Linked DNA regions of Homo sapiens: region 1 is linked to region 2. The links are chromatin contacts, found by Hi-C or POLR2A ChIA-PET in ENCODE. All regions are on one chromosome and are shown on one strand. The core of a region is the stretch at or near the end of the contact, and the rest is flanking DNA. Distances in the headings are between cores, read along the strand shown. Region 1 overlaps IRAK3 (interleukin 1 receptor associated kinase 3). Region 2 has its middle 17 kb from the start of LINC02425.

Region 1 (4,467 bases), core at 762-3,261, 190 kb before region 2:
GGCCTGGGTTGTGCTTTCAGTCTATCACCTCACTTCCTCCTCACAATGCTGGGAGAAGGTGGAGCACTGTCACCCCAGTTCCAGATGAGGTAAGAGACTGAGCCTCAGGGGATTAAGTGACTTGCCCAAGATCACAGTGCCAGAAAGTAGAGGAGTAGGGATTTGTACTGAGATCTATGTGACCCCAAAGGCCACACTCTTAACCAGTGATGAGAGACAGGGACAACAACGAGATCGCTAGGGTGGCTGGTAAAGAAGGGGAAGGACAGATGAAAGACTAGGGAGAGGGTGTTTCAGAAAAACAGGCATTTCAGAACTTTGACTAAAACCTGCTCCAGAGTGGGCAGGTGGCTGGAGGCGCCTCCCTAAACATATCTGACCTCATTCTGATTTGGAAGCTGATCAGGGTAAAGCTTGACCAGGATTTAAGAGAATACAGGGTCACGTTCTCCTGTAACAGTCCTAGACTCGTGAGTACAGAGCCCAGTACAAAAATAGGCAGGTGTAATGTCAAAGAATTTGACAGCAACAAGAGGTCACCTTAAGACTGTCTTGGTTGGCTCCGAATGTGCAAGTGCGAAAACTTTTGGCCACTCTCTGGCCACAGAAAGAGAAAAAAGACCTGGGTCTGAACTCAGATTTCTTTTTCTTTTCCTTTTTTTTTTTTAGACGGAGTCTTGTTCTATCGCCCAGACTGTAGTGCAGTGATGCAATTTCAGCTCACTACAACCTCCACCTCCTGGGTTCAAGCAATTTTCCTGCCTCAGCCTCCAGACTAGCTGGGACTACAAGCACAAGCCACTATGCCTGGTTAATTTTTTTTTTTTTTTTTTTTTTTGGTATTTTTAGTGGAGATGGGGTTTCAGCATGTTGGCCAGGCTGGTCTCAAACTCCTGACCTCAAGTGATCTGCCTATCTCAGCCTCCCAAAGTGCTAGGATTATAGGTGTGAGCCACCTCACCCGGCCTGAACCCAGATTTCTGGTGGTCTTCCCACATCCACATCCTCATCCTCATCCTCCCTCCTCCCTGCTGAAGACATGAGAACCATTTCACTTTGCTTTAGACAAAAGATGTTATTCACACTTTGGGCACCAGGCTGCTGAATAATGATTTTCCAACTTTCATTTTAAAAACTATTTTAAAACCATAAAAATGACAGATTATCAAGCTTCTTTACTGATAAAATTAATTACAGAGAATGATTGAACTGATAAGGATTTCATTTAGTAACTTGAGACTGTCTTTTGGAACTTTTTCCAATTAATTGGTTTGAGACAGTAAGGTCTGACGCCAAGTTATTTTTGTCTAATAAATTTTATGTTATTGCTAGACTAGAACATACTTCTTTAAATACAATCTAAAGAACATAAAGAAGTAAAAAAATAAGCCATTGAAAAATAAGCTATAGGTTCTCCAACCAAACAAAACGTTGTTGATATTTCGGTATATTTTACTTTTAATATTTTTTTAATGCATGAATTTGTAGTTATACAAAGTTATAATTATATACTATACGCTACTTTAATTTGGTCTTTTCCACTTAATCTCACTTTATATACATTGTTCCATGCTATTTCATACTATTTAAAAACATAACTTAATAATATCGGAGGACGCGGCGGCGCTGCTCCTCCGCTGCCGCCGGGAGAGTCGGCGACGCCGCCAGCTCCGCGCGCGAACTCCCGTCCATGGCACGCAGAGCGGCGGCTGCCCGAGCTGCTCGAGTCTCGCCCCGCGCCGCGCCGCACTTTTAGACGAGTGCGGAGGGGAAGTCAGCGCGGAGCTGCAGCCCCCGCCGGCCGCCGCCGCGCGGCGAGAGGGAGTTCCCAAAGCTGCCTCGGCCCGGGGCCCGGCCGGCCCCCTCCTTGCGTCCTCCCCCTCGCGGCGAGGCTGCCCCGCGCCCAGGCTGCCCCGCGCCCGCGCCCGCCGCCGCGGCCCGCAGCGATGATCTTCCCCAGCAGCAGCGGCAACCCCGGGGGCAGCAGCAACTGCCGGACGCCCTATCGCAAGCAGCAGTCTCTGGTCCCAGCCCACCCCATGGCCCCTCCCAGTCCCAGCACCACCAGCAGTAATAACAACAGTAGCAGCAGCAGCAACTCAGGATGGGATCAGCTCAGCAAAACGAACCTCTATATCCGAGGACTGCCTCCCCACACCACCGACCAGGACCTGGTGAAGCTCTGTCAACCATATGGGAAAATAGTCTCCACAAACGCAATTTTGCATAAGACAACGAACAAATGCAAAGGTTATGGTTTTGTCGACTTTGACAGCCCTGCAGCAGCTCAAAAAGCTGTGTCTGCCCTGAAGGCCAGTGGGGTTCAAGCTCAAATGGCAAAGCAACAGGAACAAGATCCTACCAACCTCTACATTTCTAATTTGCCACTCTCCATGGATAAGCAAGAACTAGAAAATATGCTCAAACCATTTGGACAAGTTATTTCTACAAGGATACTACGTGATGCCAGTGGTACAAGTCGTGGTGTTGGCTTTGCTAGGACGGAATCAACAGAAAAATGTGAAGCTGTTACTGGTCATTTTAATGGAAAATTTATTAAGACACCACCAGGAGTTTCTGCCCCCACAGAACCTTTATTGTGTAAGTTTTCTGATGGAGGACAGAAAAAGAGACAGAACCCAAACAAATACATCCCTAATGGAAGACCATGGCATAGAGAAGGAGAGGTGAGACTTACTGGAATGACACTTACTTACGACCCAACTACAGCTGCTATACAAAACGGATTTTATCCTTCACCATACAGTATTGCTACAAACCGAATGATCACTCAAACTTCTATTACACCCTATATTGTATCTCCTGTATCTGCCTACCAGGTGCAAAGTCCTTCTTGGACGCAACCTCAACCATATATTCTACAGCACCCCGGTGCCGTGTTAACTCCCTCAATGGAGCACACCATGTCACTACAGCCCGCATCAATGATCAGCCCTCTGGCCCAGCAGATGAGTCATCTGTCACTAGGCAGCACCGGAACATACATGCCTGCAACGTCAGCTATGCAAGGAGCCTACTTGCCACAGTATGAACATATGCAGACGACAGCGGCTCCTGTTGAGGAGGCAAGTGGTCAACAGCAGGTGGCTGTCGAGACGTCTAATGACCATTCTCCATATACCTTTCAACCTAATAAGTAACTGTGAGATGTACAGAAAGGTGTTCTTACATGAAGAAGGGTGTGAAGGCTGAACAATCATGGATTTTTCTGATCAATTGTGCTTTAGGAAATTATTGACAATTTTGCACAAGTTCTTGAAAACGTTATTTATAACGAAATCAACTAAAACTATTTTTGCTATAAGTTCTATAAGGTGCATAAAAACCTTAAATTCATCTAGTAGCTGTTCCCCCGAACAGGTTTATTTTAGTAAAACAAACAAACAAACAGATTTTTATCAAATGTTATGATGCAAAAAAAAAAAAGAAAAAGAAAAAAGAAAAGAAAACTTCAATTTTCTGGGTATGCACAAAGACCGTGAAGACTTATCCAAGTGCATGACCGGATTTTTGTGGTTTTGTTCATTTTGTGTTTAATCTGTGTTTTTTTTTTCCAGCTGTATGAAATGGGCTTTCTGAAGTTTAACTAGTCCGACTTCACCCATGGTGTTCTGTGCTTGCAGTGCGAGTGTTGCTGTAATTCAGTGTTGCCGTCAGTGTCTCTCTTCTTAGCTTTCCGGCCTTTTTTTTTTTCCGAGACGGAGTCTCGCTCTGTCGCCCAGGCTGGAGTGCAGTGGTGCGATCTCGGCTCACTGCAAGCTCCGCCTCCCGGGTTCACGCCATTCTCCTGCCTCAGCCTCCCAAGTAGCTGGGACTACAGGCGCCCGCCACTATGCCCGGCTAATTTCTTGTATTTTTAGTAGAGACGGGGTTTCACCGTGTTAGCCAGGATGGTCTCGATCTGCTGACCTCGTGATCCGCCTGCCTCGTCCTCCCAAAGTGCTGGGATTACAGGCGTGAGCCACCGCGCCCGGCCTGTCTTTCTTTCAATGCAGTGTGAAGTGTCTTATCCTTTTCTATGAATTCCAATTTGCCTTAACTCTTTTGATGCTGTAGCTGTTTCAGTAAAAGTTAGTTCAAACTAATGATGTAGAATGCTTTGACCAGATGAGCTGGTCTATTATGCCTTGTAAAACAGCAGCATAGGGCTTTTAAAAGGTAGTCAATAAAAGTTGCTGAAATTTTGGCTTTTTAAAAATAATAATAATAATAATAATAATAATATCAAAGGGTTAGGATAAAGTCTTTTGTGACTCATCACTCTGAAGCCCAAATACAGAAAAGAAAATAAAGGTAACAGCATCTTCCATTGTTCACTCCTCCAATAAAAACAGAGCCCTGAATTACTCTGGGAAAAGGCCACTGTTTAACACAGATTTTGAGATGTCCTTTTCTCAGCCAATTATCAAAGCCGTACAATAAAACTGCATCCCTCCTAGAAGCTAT
Region 2 (4,585 bases), core at 1,770-4,269:
ATTAGCTCTAACAAACTTTGACAAGTTTCTTTATCTCTCTGACTTTCAGATTCCTCACCTGTAAAAAGGGGTTAATGAAAATACCTCAAAGAGTTACCAAGAGGATTAAGTGAGATAATATATACATTTGGCACTTAGTATGTGCCTGATATTTAGTAATTGCTCAATATATGGTATTATGATTTTGTATTTGCCAACAGTAATCAGTCTTAAGTTCCCCTTGAGTAATTATAATCATTATTTGTTTTAAAAATGATGTATCAAGAATTTATATCTGTGTTTATGCAGATGAAGCAACTCAGTAAATATTTGCTGAGTGAATACATGACTTTCTTCAATGTGGATTTTTTTAAAAAGGTACTTTGTTACCCAGCAAATGCTCCACATTTAAAAAAATATTTTCATAGAGGCTGGGCTGTTTCAGCCTTCCAGCACTTTGGGAGGCTGAGACAGGAGGATTGCTTGAGGCCAGGAGTTTGAGAACAGTCTGGGTAACATAGGGAGGCCCTGTCCCTACAAAAAAATTTTTGAAAAATTAACTGGGCATGGTGGTGCATGCCTGTAGTTCCAGCTACTCAGGAGGCTGAGATGGGAGGACTGCTTGAGCCCAGGAGGTAGAGGCTGCATTGAGCTGTGATTGCACCACTGCACTCCAGCCTGGGTGACAGAGAGAGAGAGACCCTGTCTCAAAAAAAAAAAAAACAAAAAAAAAAAAAACATAGGATAGTTATCAATCAAGGCATATCTACATAAGCTGCCAATGATTATTTCACCACAAAACTTCAAACAAAGACATGCTTATCTGTTCTTTGTTCAAGGACTTTAGCCTAAGATAGTTCTTTAGCCACAACATAATTATCTTTATACAATACTTTCCCTTGCAAACAATTTCAAAACAGCAGACTGCTTGCTGTAGGGACTTCTCTTACTGCTTAAGAAATTCATCAGAAAAGTAGCCATTCAACAATTGTGGAGACTATTTAAAAATGTTTTTCACCAAAAAACACGGTAAAGGAACATTTTGAGAGTAAAGTTAGTTTTCCATAAAATAAAAACAAACATGTCAATTTTCTGTGAGATAGATCACACTAAAAAATAAAAGTCCACAGATTATTCCTGAATCTTATTGCACCCTCTGTTTTACCTTTCATCACCACAAGAACTAACAGCAGCTGAAAGAGTAGAATTGCACAACCAATTGTGTACATAAATGCTAACAAATAGTGAAATAGCCAAAGGGTAAACCCCGGAAAGAAGAGGTATCAGAGACGTGGCTAGTACACATATTAAGCAACTATACCCTGGAATGTTGATGATAATTTATTGTTTAAGGAGGCTCTTTCATGAGTCTGACAAAGATGACACTAACACTGCACTGCTGTTTATCTGGTCTTACTCACTGATGGAGCTCAAGGTCTTTTTCCACATGCTTGAGAAGTTGGAAGCAGACACTACCATTTTTTTTTGGAAGAGGAAGAAGGGAAGAAAGGCGAGAAGTTAGAGGTATCTCAGTGTTTGCAGGTTACAGCAGAAGATGCTGGCAGCAGATTTCGTTAGCTGAAGCAGTTTGGTGTTTGACTCAGCTTGCTGTGCGAAGCGCCCTGTAGACGCTGCTCCACTTATAGACCTTCTCAGGAGGTTTTCTCTTGACGGGTAGATCCCCAGGAGACTCCCAAATCACGCCATTTTGCCTCTCCTTTTGCCTGGAAAAGTCCTCATCCTCTTCTCACCTTGGGGACCTTCTGTTTTTTTCAGAGCCGCTCAAACATCACTTCCTCCATAAAGCCTTCCTTCGCCCGGTACACCTCCGTGCACCCCCATGTGCTAGCATGGCTGGTTTCCAGGCGCTGGTCATATATTGTAGGTGTGTCAACCAGCATTCGTCTCATTGTATTGCAATCAGAGGTTTCCATGTCATTCTTCCACTACACTACTGGGCAGGGCTAATGCTGGCTTCCTGTTTATATGTTCACCATACAGCATATAACTTGGCAGACGGGAAGCCCAAATTTAACATAAAATAATTGAATATAGATGGAAATTAAGAAGTCTTTATTTGCATCTTGATGATGTAATTGTTTTATAAGAAAGCTTAAGTACATGGTCTTTTAGGAAATTCTAAACCTGAATACTGATGGAGAGATTAAAAAATTAATTTTAAAGTGAAAAGTACTAATTATAGTGGCATTATTATTAGGTGCTTCTTGAAGAAAAATTCTGAATTCCAAAAGTTAAAGAAATATGGGGTTAAGCAAAATTAAAAATAACATATTTGAACTCTAGATTTTACCAGAGCCTGGTAGATATGTGTATTTTATTTTCTTACCTAAATCCTAAATTCTTCTAGGGGAAGGAGATTTTTACTTCTATTTTCCAACAAGTAGGCACAGTGCTTGATACACAGTTAATGTTCAGTAAATGTCTACTTGACATCACACACACACACACACACACACACACACACACACACACTTCACCACACATCTTGAGAATCATCAGGAAGCCTAGCATTATTTTTGGCTAGGGTACGCATAAAAAGACATCAGCTTTTCATTGAATACCAATATATAGTTAATTCATGAGTAAGAGAAGTGTCATGGTCTGTGAATGGTTTGGGGTCTGTGCTCTCAAATTCCTGGAAGCCCAATGACTACAATTAGAGAAACACAACCTCAAGGGTGTTTTTCCAATATGGATCTTACATTTGCTGTTATGTTTACATTTTTAGAAATGCTGTAGCTGTGACTGTTCTCAAAAACTAATGCCATGTGAATTTGCCTCTAGTTTCATGAATGATTTCAGATGTGAGAACTTCTCCAGAAAACCTGCTTTCTCTATCTGGGTGAGCAAAAGAGAGAGAAAATACAAGAATTTCTCTTGTGTAGTACTGACTTCCTCTGTGGCCCCAGAGAAGCCATTTGAACTTTCTTCTTTGGTTCCTCCAGCTGTAAAATGGAACTAATAATGACTAATAATGTATTTCACAAGGTAACAGTGAGGATTAGTCAGTGTTTCAAGGCAGTAGGCCCCAAGTATGAAATATTTGTATAATGTCAAACTCTGACCAATGTTTTTCTATTAGATTGGGTTTTGAAATCCCCTAACTTCATTTAAACAGCCAAGTCAAATGACTTGCAAGCAAGGTGCCATATTTCTCTGTTAATAATTCCATTTTTCTGACAGAGAAGTTTCTGGAAAACAATAGCATTTGGCATTAAGATAAACAATGTAAATTGTTATCCCAGCTATACTGCAACTGTAGGCAGACCCCACAATTTCTTTGCTTCTCTTTTTCCTTTCAGGTCTGAAGCAAAGTATCTGTGCCTGACTCTTACAGGATTGTGAAAAGTAAAGAGGTTAACATATGGCCAATGCTTTAAACTCTGTGGTGAAGATGCCAGAGAGTAATATTCTACAGATGGGAAAACTGAGTCCCCGAGAAGCAAACAGGCTTGACTTAAATCATGTGACAAGTGAGTATCAGGAAAAACATTCAATACTCTGGATTATAACCAGTTATTTTGGCCTTATGGCTTCCTAAAGAAACAATACCTATAGAGGCAGAGTTTTCCCTTCCCACTTTCACGAGAGTTGGCTTTCTTTCACCTGTTGAGATAGCTTTTGCTTCCTTCTAAACTGGCGCACCTTTTTTTTTTTTTTTTTTTTTTCTGAGTTTTCTCTCAGCAAAGAAGAGGAGGTGGCTAGAACTTGTTGCCAAGGAAAAGAGCCTGATTAGAGTGTCCAATTGAAGAGTTCTTATTGGCTGCCAAGAACACTGTTATATGGCTTGTAGAAATAAATCAAAGTCTCGAGAGGAGGCCAGAAAGTCAAAGAAATGCTGTTAAATCTTGAGTCCTGTATGATGCTGAAGAAATAAAGGGAAAATATAGGGTGTAAATTGAGTTGTAATTCCAACCAAGTCAAGGCAGTCAGTTGTGATGGCCAAACAACAGATGCATGAAGGCTTTAAAGGACAAAAAATGTTAGACTCTGGCTGCTACCCAAACACCCTTGCCGCTGAAATCAAAGAGTCCAATATTCTTGCAGAGACAAAATCTTAAAGACAAAGCAGCAGACACTCCTGGCTAAAAGGGTTTGCAATGGATATATTGCCAGTAATCTTAAACCCACTCAGCAGAGACTGAGTAGGCTTGGGAAGCAAACAGGTTTTGTAGAATGACGAATTTTGTATAATGCCTAACATATTATTGGCACTCAATGGCCTCATTATTATTCCTTCAAGTATTAGTTATGTAGCACAACAGTATATGAACACAGGACTCCCTGGGTGGGGAAGAAAAGAAACTGGCACGATTTCTTCAAGTTTCCCCTGCTGGTTCCACCTCTGGGGGTCTGGGCTGAAAGGACAGAGAAAGTCAAAAAATAATATCTGACATCTTTTTATTGCTTACTATACCCCAGGCCCTGTGCTAAATTTATATGCATTATCTCTTTTTTGTTGTTTTGTTTTGTTTTGAGACAGTGTTTCACTCTGCCACCCAGACTGGAGCGCAGTGGCATGATCTTGGGTTACTGCAACCTCCACCTCCTGGATTCAAGTGATTCTCCTGCCTCAGCCTCCCGA

The links. Hi-C counts contacts between places; a loop is a spot of excess contacts on that map. ChIA-PET counts read pairs that join two places held with the same protein, here RNA polymerase II (POLR2A). Pooled maps may share reads with other maps.
Region 1: a loop to region 2 is called in a pooled map, with 2.2 times the contacts of the local background. The contact joins two enhancer-like sites. A Hi-C loop is called at or near these places in 1 of 37 single-sample maps with no recorded cell type and 1 of 50 pooled maps. POLR2A ChIA-PET finds 5 or more read pairs at or near these places in 1 of 52 experiments (activated CD4-positive, alpha-beta T cell).

Annotation. Positions count from the first base shown.
Region 1 is chr12:66,232,767-66,237,233 of GRCh38, reverse strand. The region is part of intron 8 of IRAK3 (interleukin 1 receptor associated kinase 3); the gene reads right to left. It also overlaps the pseudogene RBMS1P1. Among named protein-coding and RNA genes, the nearest start is that of MIR6502, 16 kb to the left of the region's middle. RefSeq lists a silencer at 1,743-2,022 and an enhancer at 2,083-2,162. Within about 2 kb of position 2,011, at least 14 of the 41 ENCODE cell types and tissues checked have a DNase peak (open chromatin) inside an H3K27ac peak, as active enhancers do.
Region 2 is chr12:66,045,930-66,050,514 of GRCh38, reverse strand. No RefSeq gene overlaps it. Among named protein-coding and RNA genes, the nearest start is that of LINC02425, 17 kb to the right of the region's middle. Within about 2 kb of position 3,019, at least 2 of the 41 ENCODE cell types and tissues checked have a DNase peak (open chromatin) inside an H3K27ac peak, as active enhancers do.